Linked DNA regions of Homo sapiens: all the other regions are linked to region 2. A link is a contact called in ENCODE Hi-C or POLR2A ChIA-PET data. All regions are on one chromosome and are shown on one strand. The core of a region is the stretch at or near the end of the contact, and the rest is flanking DNA. Distances in the headings are between cores, read along the strand shown. Region 1 holds the start of PARVB (parvin beta). Region 2 has its middle 12 kb from the start of LINC01656. Region 3 holds the start of SAMM50 (SAMM50 sorting and assembly machinery component).

Evidence for each region. Hi-C counts contacts between places; a loop is a spot of excess contacts on that map. ChIA-PET counts read pairs that join two places held with the same protein, here RNA polymerase II (POLR2A). Pooled maps may share reads with other maps.
Region 1: a loop to region 2 is called in a pooled map, with 4 times the contacts of the local background. The contact joins the promoter of PARVB here to the enhancer-like site in region 2. A Hi-C loop is called at or near these places in 4 of 50 pooled maps. POLR2A ChIA-PET finds 5 or more read pairs at or near these places in 2 of 52 experiments (A549 and activated CD4-positive, alpha-beta T cell).
Region 3: a pooled map shows a loop between it and region 2 (5-fold over the local background). The contact joins the promoter of SAMM50 here to the enhancer-like site in region 2. A Hi-C loop is called at or near these places in 4 of 50 pooled maps.

Annotation. Positions count from the first base shown.
Region 1 is chr22:44,023,052-44,025,551 of GRCh38, reverse strand. It overlaps PARVB (parvin beta), which reads right to left and starts at 1,250. Exons shown (of 13, transcript NM_013327.5): 1 at 1,101-1,250. The coding sequence starts at 1,212. RefSeq lists silencers at 743-952, 1,003-1,052, 1,123-1,242, 1,273-1,382.
Region 2 is chr22:44,452,759-44,456,934 of GRCh38, reverse strand. No RefSeq gene overlaps it. Among named protein-coding and RNA genes, the nearest start is that of LINC01656, 12 kb to the right of the region's middle. RefSeq lists an enhancer at 1,199-1,348. Within about 2 kb of position 1,479, at least 4 of the 41 ENCODE cell types and tissues checked have a DNase peak (open chromatin) inside an H3K27ac peak, as active enhancers do.
Region 3 is chr22:43,952,333-43,956,783 of GRCh38, reverse strand. SAMM50 (SAMM50 sorting and assembly machinery component) reads right to left here and starts at 1,342. Exons shown (of 15, transcript NM_015380.5): 1 at 1,186-1,342. The coding sequence starts at 1,206. RefSeq lists enhancers at 598-807, 613-1,364, 1,488-1,567, 1,648-1,697, 1,365-2,117 and a silencer at 1,250-1,524.

The DNA.
Region 1 (2,500 bases), core at 1-2,500, 430 kb after region 2:
ACGCATCCCTGGGGGCACAGGCATCCCTGGGAGAAAATGTCTGGGGAACCAAGCGTTCCCTGCACTGTACAAAAATCCTGGGGAGCAGGTGCATGGGGGCACACACATGCCTAGAGGCAAATCTGTCATATGTCTTCCCGGGGCACACACATCCCTAGGAATACAAGAGTCCCAGGGAAGAAATGAATGGGGGACCTGCATCCCGGGGTACACTAATCCCTGGAGGCACAGGAAGAGTTCCCAGGGGATATGTCAGGCCCAGGTGGTTTAAGGAAACCGTACTGCATACCCGCTATGGGAGGGCTCCTTCCCGGGGACCCACCTGAGGCCGGCCTTTCTCCATCTGCCTTTCCACAGCAGCTCCCCTCACCTCTCACCAATCCGAAATCTCACTATAGGGCATGGTCCCGGGGCAGAACCTCCCCACCCAAGCAGAAAATTCCAGAATGTATCTCCCAGGAGGCCCTGGGCAAGCGGTACACTTAAAGACACCAGACTATCCCTTGCAACTCTAACAATCTTTAAAACGTACGAGGTTGGTAGTGTTTCGTGAGCACACGCAGTAAAAAATTTAAAAAAAAAAATTTTTAATGGGATCTCTGCAATTCTTGCTCGCAGGCCTCCCAGGCCTCAGCCCTGCACGCCCTGAGCCCCGCACCCTGCAGGGCGCCCGCGCAACACCCAGTAGTGGGTCCCCCAGGCCGTGTCTGCCCAGAGTGCCCTGCACACGTGAGCGTCACTGCTCATGGAATGAACGGTCACCCCGCGCGGCTGGCTATGCCGCTGGCCCAGGGAAGAGCTGAACACCCGGCAGGCAGAGCAGGCGCGGGCCCCGCACGGTGGCCCGAGGTCCCCGCCGCGCAGGCGCCCGCACGCGCGTTTGGCAGACTCCGGAGGCCACCGCGGCCCCACGCGCCAGGTCCCGGCCGTTGTTTACGGGTCCTGGGTCAAAGGCCTGGCCTGTCCCGAAGGTCGCGCAGCCGCGTGGGCCGGGCGGGGTGCGTGGGGGAGGGCGGGGGCGGCCTCGTGGGGCTCTAGGGCCGAGGGCGGGCACCGCCGGGCAGGTCCCCGGGGGTCGGCGGGCGCGGGCGCGCACTCACCCTCGCGCGCCCTCCGCTTCCTGGCCAGGGTGCCGCCCAGCTTGCCCAGGAACGACTCGTCCTTCTTCATCCTGCGGGGCCGCGGGGTGGGCGAGCGCGGCGCGGAGGACATGGGCCGCGCGTGGGGCCGGCGGCGGGCGCAGCGCGTGTGGAGCCGCCCGGTCGCCCCGGGGAGAGGCCGAGGGCGCGGCCCCGCCGCCGGCCCCCGCCCCGGTCCCGCCCCCGCCCCTGGCCTGGAGCGCGGCCCCGGCGTCCCGGATGCCCGAGGCCTGCTGGTCCCGGCCAGAGCCGTCCCCGTCCCGCGCCGCCGCTCAAGCTCAGAGAAGGGGCGTGGGGCCACCCCGGGAGCGGCGCAGCCTTTTCCCTACGCGTTGGAGCCCTGGGCTCTGCTCGGCTCCGCTAGTGGTGCCGGATCCAGGCGACAGCGCGACAGACACCATTGCCACGTGGGTGCAGCCTCAGGACGTCCTGAAAGCCGGAGAGAATCAGGTCACACGAACGTGGCCGGTCTGTTGTTAAGCTTCTGCCAAGAGCCAGGCCCGGGGCAGGGGGAGCCCTTCAGAACTGGGAATTGTCCCTACCCACGGGAAGCTTAGAGGATGGAGGGCAATGCGGGGCACAGGTCATTGGCCTGACCTCCAAGGGGAGTTCCAGGAGTTGTTTCTGGAAGAGGCGACGGGGAGGCCCCAGGAAATGGCTTGCAGGCCGGTACCATGAGGTGAGCAGAAGAGCAGGCCCTGGGGACAGTGTGGGGTGCCAGGGAGGGGAGAGGAGGGGAGACAGGCCTCGCATGTGTTGGAAGCAGAGGAAACGGCTTCATCCCGAGGACTGCCAGACAGGGCTATTTTTATTTTATTTTATTTTATTTTATTTTATTTTATTTTATTTTATTTTATTTTATTTTATTTTATTTTGTTTTGTTTTATTTTATTTTATTTTTTTAGACGTAGTCTTGCTTTGTTGCCCAGGCTGGAGTGCAGTGGCACAATCTCGGCTCACTGCAACCTCCACCTCCTGAGTTAAAGCGATTCTCCTGTCTCAGCCTCCTGAGTAGCTGGGATTACAGGTGCACGCCACCACGACCGGGTAATTTTTGTATTTTTAGTAGAGATGCGGTTTTGCCATGTTGGCCAGGCTGGTCTCGAACCCCTGACCTCAGGTGATCCGCCTGCCTCGGCCTCCCAAAGTGCTGGGATTATAGGTGTGAGCCACCATGCCCAGCCTAGATACCCAGGCAGGGCTTTGAGCTGTGATGTCACAGATGTTGCCTCTGGCTGATGGCTGCTCAGCAGGTGCTGGAGACAGAGAAGGCACAGGCAGGCGGACGGTGACTTAGGAGAAAAGCAAACAGATTTCTGAGATGCTCACAGCCAGAAGCCCCAGCCTTGAAGAAGTAGGAG
Region 2 (4,176 bases), core at 230-2,729:
GGCCTTCTCCCCGGGTCCCTGAGGCCTCCACCACCTCCCCTCCAGCTTGCATCCCCCTCTACAACTATCTGAAGGGTCCCGACCAACATCTGCACCTCCCCTACCAGGCTTTACTCCCAGCCTTCTTTTTGAACAGGAAGGCATCTCGAAACTCAGTGTCCCAGGAATAAACTGTTCGTATGTACCCTCTGAGCCTCTGGAAAGAGGCTCATCTGAATCTTCAGGAGCAGGTTGAACAGCATCAGGAAGCAACAGATGTTTCAGCCCTGTCTAGGGCTCCATCATTCTAGGTGCAGAACATCTAGGCCCTCTCCAGCCAGGGTTTTTTCCTGGACTGAGAGCTGATTATTTTATTTTATTTTATTATTTTATTTTTTTGAGGCAGAGTCTCACTCTGTTGCCCAGTCTGGAGTGCAATGGTGCGATCTCGGCTCACTGCAGCCTCTGCCTCCCTGGTTCAAGTGATACTCCTGCCTCAGCCTCCTGAGTAGCTGGGATTACAGGCACCTGCCACCACGCCTGGCTAATTTTTTTGTATTTTTAGTAGAGACGGGGTTTCACCATGTTGGTCAGGCTGGTCTCGAACTCCTGACTTCAGGTGATCTGCCCATCTTGGTCTCCCAAAGTGCTGGGATTACAGGCATGAGCCACTGTGCCTGGACTGCTTATTTCTAAACCTAAATTTAAGCTTTCATTCTCTCCCTCCATTTCACTCTCTGCCCTGAGTGTGGGTCATGGTCGTCTTAAGATTAAAAACCAATGATCGAGTGGATGAGTCAAAAATGCTGGACTGATGTCTTGATTTGACTTCCCACTCTGCCACCAGTGGTAAGTCAGGTTTCTCATCTGAGCCTCTGTTTGCTCACCCTGTAAAGTGGGAAAATCCTATGACCCTATTTTTGTAAAGATAAGTCAAGAAAATGAACTGCTATTAGTGGAGGGCTTCATGACCATGAGAACTACAGAACCTGAAGAAAAGCATCCAAATAGTCCGGGTATTCATGCACGGTAAACCCCTGGAGGCACGTTCCTCTGTGACCGTGCATGCGTGTGCACACATACGAAGGTGACTGGCTCTCCCGCGACTCACAGAGGTGACTCCGGCAGAAACACAACGCCAGCACAGCAGGTCCTGGGGTGTGATGGTACCTCCTCCTGGGTGTCAAGTGGAGACCAGAAGTGCAGAGGACCAACCTCCTAAAGGCAGAAGAAAATGGCAAGTGGCCAATCGTTATATGTTGAGGCTACCATTGCATGTTCTGGGTTTACCACCTCTGTTTACCAGCCCGGTAGCCCTGGGCCTATCACTTAATATTCTTGTGCCACAGTTTCTTATCTTCAAAATCTGGATAATAATGGTAGCCACCTGCTCAGGATGTTTTCAGTTGCAAAGAACAGGAAACCACAAGAACCCAAATGGGCTTTTAAAGTAAATGTCAAGATGACATTCGTTTGCTAAACCGAAAGGCTCAGGTGAAGTGTGACTCAGCCGTTCAATGATGTAACAGAATATCTACTTTTGTTTTTTGCTTTCCCTCTACTTTCCTTTCTATGACATCAGATTCATCCTAAAGCTGGCTCCCTTTAGAGTCCAAAGAGGTCTGCCAGTGGCTCCCAGGCCTGCATGCCTCCTCATTAACATCCTTTGAGAGAGACAGAGTTTCGTTGTCTCATGCAAATATCACTACAGGTCCAAGTCATTCCTCAGAGGCTGGTATTACTCTTATCGGACCAATCTCAGTCCACCCCCAAATTGGAACCAATTACTAGGCCAGGGGATGGAATACACTGACTGGTTCAGATCAGATCACATGCTCCAGCCCTGGGACTGAGAGTAGAGCCAGTTTACTTGGACATCGAAACGGACATAGGGGACGGTGGGAAGGGAGAATAATGCTAGGAGGTGACGATTATTTATTATAGTCCTCACAGCCCTTGGCTACCCAAGGTTCATACAGATCCTTCCTCTTCCCATGAACATTCAAAGTTGCCTACATCCATATAAACACAAAGAAGACAACCAAAATCTCTTCCAGCCTTCCAGGGACTGCCTTCATCTCCCAGTTCAAGATCTCATTCCAGGAATATTTACAGTCCTTCCATCAAATCTGGATGGAAGTTATCATAGTACAGGGAAAGAATAATAAAGAGAAATTAGCTCACAGGACCGAGATGTCCAGCAGGAGAGAGGCTCCTGGTGTGGTTTGGTTTAGAGGTTCTCAATGGCATTGGTGCTCCAGATGTTCCTCTGTAATTCTCTCATATCAATCCTTCACCAAGCAGGGGCTTTTCCCCAGTGGGGTTTCCTTATAGCTGCCAACAGCTCCCAGAGTTACTTGGGCCCTTGTCCCTGTACCATGGTAGCAAGAAGGCAGTCAAGTTTTGAGTCATTGCAAATCGGCCAGCATAGACTTTTGAGGTTGCAAGCAACAGAAATGCAACCCTAGCTTAAAAGAAAAGGGAAGTTATTTGTGGTCCGTGTGCCTGGGATGGGGAGGACACTGGATGTCCCATAGCAAGGGTGACAGGGCTCAGGCCACTTCAGCAAGGTTCTAAGGGGCAGCCCCATTGCTGTCGTGGATGGGCAGCACCCTCTGCCTTCCCCTGCCCTCCCTGAGCTGTGGCTCCTCAGTAAGGAGTTGGACACACAAACCCTCAGGTCCCGGAATCGAGGGGACCCTGAAGGGCATCCACACACCCGAGTATCATGGTACAGCAACACACGTGCCCCCATGAAGGGACAGTCTAGACTCCCCAGCCTCCCATCCAAGGCCAGCAGAAGCGCTTTTGCCAACATGCAGCCGGCTCCGCATGTTACCTTCTCAACCCAATTAAAGGTGGCTCTAGGGAGCGAGCTCGGAGCTGATAAATGTGCAGAAAGCAAACTGGACGCAACCGGAAGGCAAAATCTTTCCCATCACATAGACCAACTGTGCTCTGGTGGTCACATGGGATCTTTCCCATCACATGGACCCAATTAGCCGAGCCTGTGCTGTGGTGGTCACATGGGGAGCTCACAGGCTGTGGGAATCCGGAGCTTGCAGTGCAGTGATGCTGTGGTCCCCAGGCATGGCCACTTGCCCTGACATAGCCTGAGTCTCCTTCACAGAGGTTTGGGTTGTGATTTTAATATAGAGGAATTGTCCTGGGCCCACATGATAATACCTGCCCTATTAAAATGCTTTTTGTCCCTGACACCTGGATGAGGCCCGAGGACAGGTGTGTGGGCAGGAAAAGTTCAGAAAGGAGCTGAGATTGAGCGAGGCCCTACTGCATACCAGGACTGCCATTCCCTGCCTCACCGCCATCGCCACAGTGCGGCCCTGTTATCCCCACATTCGTTTTCCTACGTGTGTGTTGGGGGAGGGATTTGGACTCTAAACGCCCCCTCCCCTAAATCTGGAATTGGAAATTGCAGACATGGGGTGGGAAGGTGGGGGCCCAATGAATAACTGATGGATGAATCAATGCCATTTTGAAACCTGCATTTCAACTTGACAATATATTTGCATCGATCAGGTTGATTTCAACGATGCTGCAGGAACAAACTGTCAAAGTCCCAGTGGCTTCAGTCAAACATGTGTTTCTGCCCAAGCAAAGTCCACGACAGGTGCAGGTGATTCCCCAGAGCCACAGTCTCCCAGGGATGGCTCAGCTGCCCCAGCTGACTGGAGCACCAACATCCCGGAGCAGCAAGTCGGGAGTGCGGGGCCACCCTGTCCGTTACAGTGGAAAGGGGTAGGCAGAGTGGTCCTTAATGCTTCTCCCTGGAGGTGACTCATCACTTCTGCAGACAGAGCAGGTCATAGGGTCACCCCTGATTTCAAAGGAGTGTGCACCTGGAGTGAGAGGAGAACCAGAAGTCCTGGTTCTTTCTTCCCCAGTGCTGGTGGGCTCTCTTCTCCAGCATCACCTAAAAACTTGTTTGTCTTGGGCTTGGCCTCTATCCTAGAACCTTCTGCTTCTCTGAGGCAGCCCCTCTGTCTGGTCTGTGTGGATGAGTGATTTCATAATATCTGATAAGCTCTTATCTGAGCCCTGATGAATTGGAATGGGGCAGACAAGGAAGAGTAGGTCCGGCTGTTCTGGGGCATAACAGTATCGGCCGTGGGCACTGCAGGGTGGACAGGGGCACCCTTCTCTCTGTGACTCCTTCAACCCAACCAGTGGTGGGAA
Region 3 (4,451 bases), core at 93-2,592, 500 kb after region 2:
CTCCTCCCCGCAACAGAGGAACGGAATCAGCATGAGAAGTTTCCTCATCTCCCTGTCCCATAACTTCACCCTTCACTCTTCCACCAATCAAGGATCTCCACACTTCAGCAAAAACATGAGGTCCAAACTCCTGAAGGAGATGGATTTGAGGTTTCCTCTCTTTTCCCATCTCCTCGTTCAGCGGCCCTGCAACTGAAACTCTTTCTCTGCTGCAACCCACTGTCTGAGTGTATTGACTTATCGAGCACACTGAGCAACAGACCTATTACAGTTACACAAAGAGATGTCAGAAGAGAAACGGTGTTTGATCTGAATGAAAGACATATAAAGGGAAGTTAAGTCCAATTATCGATGTCAGGCTGCGACTTCTGTGCTAAATTTTTTTGGAAGTTAATGGGGAACTACTGAAAACGTCTATGCAGGTCAAGTGAAGCAATCAAAGTTGCAGTAGAAAAGTAGTGTTGGGGCTGAGACTCAGGAAATCTGAGGTTTTAGGCCATTTGGAACCAGTAACTATGTGACCTTGGAGAAGTAACTCATTATCTGGCCCTTATTTAAGATTAGGATAAACGAGAGGAGTTTGGCAACCAGTACAGTTAGTCAGGCGCCAGGCACCCAAGTATTCACATGCATTGTCTTTTAATTCTCTTTTAAGCCAGGCGAGGTAGGTACTATTACTACCTCCACTTTAAAACAGGAAGTAAGGCAGAGAGCGGTTCCGTCTTTTGCACGGTAGACAGGAGAAAAGAGGACCCCTAGATAGGTTTGAGTTAGAAGACTTCAAAGGATTCTTGTTGCTCTAGGAGCCTACAATGGCTCCAGCAGCGGCTGAGCGGGGAAAGGCTGGAAGTGACCAGTAAAGAGAGAAAACTTAAAATCATGCAAAGAAAGAGCACATTCACTGCGGTCTAAGACATCACAGAAAGTTGGCAAGTCCTTTGGGCCACGGACTCGCCGAGTGACCTTTAGCCAAGTCTCGTCCCTCCTATCAGGTTCCTGCTCGAAGGTCTGCAAGACTCGCTGGCCCGAGGCGACCTCTTTTCGGCCTCCTCCACCCAGCCCGGCACCCTTGGCACCCTCTCTCCCGGTGAACCCTGGGCGCAGCCACGAGAGCGTCTCCCCGCGGCGCCCGTCTGCCCTGCTGGCCCAGAGGCCTCGCAGCCCGCGGGTCGCTGGGCCTCTTACCCGGGCGTGCACAGTCCCCATGGTTCCCTCTCCAGCCGCTGCCTCGCAGAGCTGCCCGGGCGGGACAGAGCGTCTGCTGCTGAGGGCAGAAGGCGGGTCCGCGGTGGCGGAGCTGCAGGTCAAGGCAACTCCCACAAACCCCCGGACGCGGAACACTGGGGGCGGCCATGATTCCCCGCCTTCTCCGCGCCCCCTGGCTCGCGATGCCTTCGCTCATTGGTCCTTATGCGCCTGTGACCCGGATGTTCACACGGCCGCGGAGGACGTTCTGACTGCGCAAGCGAAGAGCGTTCACTGACATCCGCGAAGCTGCTGGCGCGTGGACTGTGTGGGGAGGGCGCGTGGGGTGAAGGTGGGTCTGCGAGAGGGTCCGCTGGGAGGCTGGCGTCTGGCGTTGGCGCCTGAAAGAGATCAGACCAGCTGTTGGGTGTCACTCAAGTCCTGCTGCTCTTAGCCCTCCTAGCACCCCCGACCCGAGGGTGCTGTGCTTGTGCCCACGCGCCGGTGAAGCCCCGAGACTCAGCGGGGAGACCCCGGGTCCGGCCACCCCCGAGCTGCAGTAGTCGGGTCTCACCGGCATCTGCTACACAAACCCGGATTGGTGCCCTGGCTCCTTTCGTTCAAGTCATTGGAACCCCCACTCAAAATCGTCAAAATGAAGACGATGGTCGTGTCTCCTTCTTGGGGGTTGGATTAAAAGGGCCTAATGTGAGAGACGGAAAGCAAAGCTCCCGGCACCGGGCCGGGCACACGGTGGGCGCTAGATAATGACCGCTATTCACTCAACTGCAGCCAGTAATTATGGGCGAGGGCCATCTAGGTGCTTGCATGAGAACCAGTCATATCGGTGAAGAAGACGGCCATGGGCTTAGGTTTTGGTGGCAAAACAGCTCCCCTGCCCCAAAAAAGAAAAGAGAATAGAAAAGAAAAAGGCATAATAAATATCAGCCACACATTGTGATAAGTATATTGAAAGAAACGAGACAGAATAAGAAAAGAGGAAGCTTCAGTATCCTGTCACGTTGCCACTCCCTTCTGATAACAGAAGCATCTTTTCTTCTGTCCCCTTACTCCCTCCCAGAAACCCTGACACCCTTTCCATTTAAATAGCAGCACCCTAGGCCTCCAACATCCCTGAGCTAAATATTCAAGTCCACATGTCCCTTCTTGCCTGGAAAGAGACAGAACCCAGCACCAGCCAGGCCCCTGCCCTTCCCTCACTCTCAGTTCCCTGAGCCTCAATTCCTTATCTGTAAAATGGAAATGATAGCCTAAGGCATAAGGTCTGAGGACCTCATGAGATCAAGCATGGGGCCTGGCACTCTGTAAACATCGAATCAACCAGATTTTCTTTGCCCAAACAGCCCTCTTTTCTTACACTTTCTTCCTCGTTATTCTTCTGAGTATGCCACTTGTAAAGGATAAGCCATGAGGTTGCCCTGCAGAGTGCAAGATGGTTGCAATATTTGAGAGCCTATTGTGTGTGAGGCCCTGGAGGATGGCAGAGGGAACAGGAGGAAAACAAAGTCACATGCTTTACCCTCAAACAAAGGGCTGTCTGCGATAGTTACAATGTATATATTAAAGGCTATCTGTGATAGTTACAATGTATATAATATATTAAAGGCTGTCTGTGGTAGTTAACAATGTGTATATTAAAGGCTGTGATAGTTACAATGGGTATACTATATTAAAGGCGGTGGTAGTTACAATGTATATAATATATTAAAGGCTGTGATAGTTACAATGTACATAATATATTAAAGGCTGTGATAGTTATAATGTATATATTAAAGGCTGTCTGTGATGGTTATAATGTATATAATATATTGAAGGCTGTCTGTGATGGTTATAATGTATATAATATACTGAAGGCTGTCTGTGATAGTTAAGATGTATATATTAAAGGCTGTCTGTGATGGTTACAATGTATATAATAAAGACTGAGAAGTCTCACAGTGCATATACTGGTTTCCTTCTCTTTAACCCAGTATTTCTTGAATTTATTGGGTCATAGAGATTTTTGGTTTTGGAGATTTTTCTGTGGCCTCTGGCAATGCTATTCAACAGTATTTCTTGTGCTCCTCTTTTGGGCACAAGAGAGGATTGCATCTCCCTGCTCCCATCCATGTGACTTGCTTTGGTCAACACATTGTGAGCAGAAGAGAGATGTGCCACTCTGGATGAGAACCTTTAAGAACCATATTTCTCTAACCATGCCATGGCAATCAGCGATCCCCCAATGGTGGGGCACCTACAGGCTAGGTCTGGGAGTGAGGACGACTTAAAATGAAGCCCAGCCACATTTGCTGGACATACAGCACGAATGAGAAATAAACCTTTTGGGTTTTGCTTGTTAATGCAGCATAACTCAGCCTATCCTATATGATAATACCAGCTAGAAACATCTTCAAGGAAACCAGCATCCCAGAAAACCTGGTTTACAAAGTGCCAATCTTGTCCAATCAGAAGTAGAAGTGCAGTTTAGTGACTAAGCTAGTTTCCTTAATACAATCCAGGCTGAGTGCAATGGCTCATACCTATAATCTCAGCACTTTGGGAGGCCGAGGCAGGAGGATTGCTTGAGCCCAGGAGTTCAAGATCAGCCTAGGAAACACACCCCATCACTACAAAATAAAAATAAAAAATAAAAAAAATAGCTGGGCATAGTAGCAAGCACCTGTAGTCCCAGCTACTCCAGAGGCTGAAGCAAGAGGATTGCTTGAGTCCAGGAGTTCAAGATCAGCCTGGAAAACAGTGAGACCCCATCTCTACCAAAAAAAAAAAAAAATGTTTTTAATTAGCTTTTAATTTATTTAATTAAAACCTCCTCAGGAAGCTGAAGGAGGAGGATTGCTTGAGCCCAGGAGGTCAAGGCTGCAGTGAGCTGTGATTGTGCCACTGCACTCCAGCCTGAGCAACAAAGCAAGACCTTGCCTCAAAAAAGTAAAGAAAAACACCCCAAATTTAATTGGCCATGGGGAGGGGAGACTGGATCTTCCCACGGGAGTCATCCACCTATTAGTTTGGGACACCCCTTGGGGTGCCCTTTTTCATCACCTTCCCAGGGGCTGAGCGCCCTGAGGTGAGGGGCTCACCTCATTGCCTCTATCAGCCAGCACCTGACCTCTGAGGAGTGAAGGTGAATCAGTGAGAGGAGCCTGGAAGGGCATTCCCTGGGTGGAGGTCCCCTCGGGAAGCAGGGTGACTCAGGGAAGAGGCTCTGAGCTGCTGGTGGGACTGCAGGAGCTGGAGAGGGTGTGCTA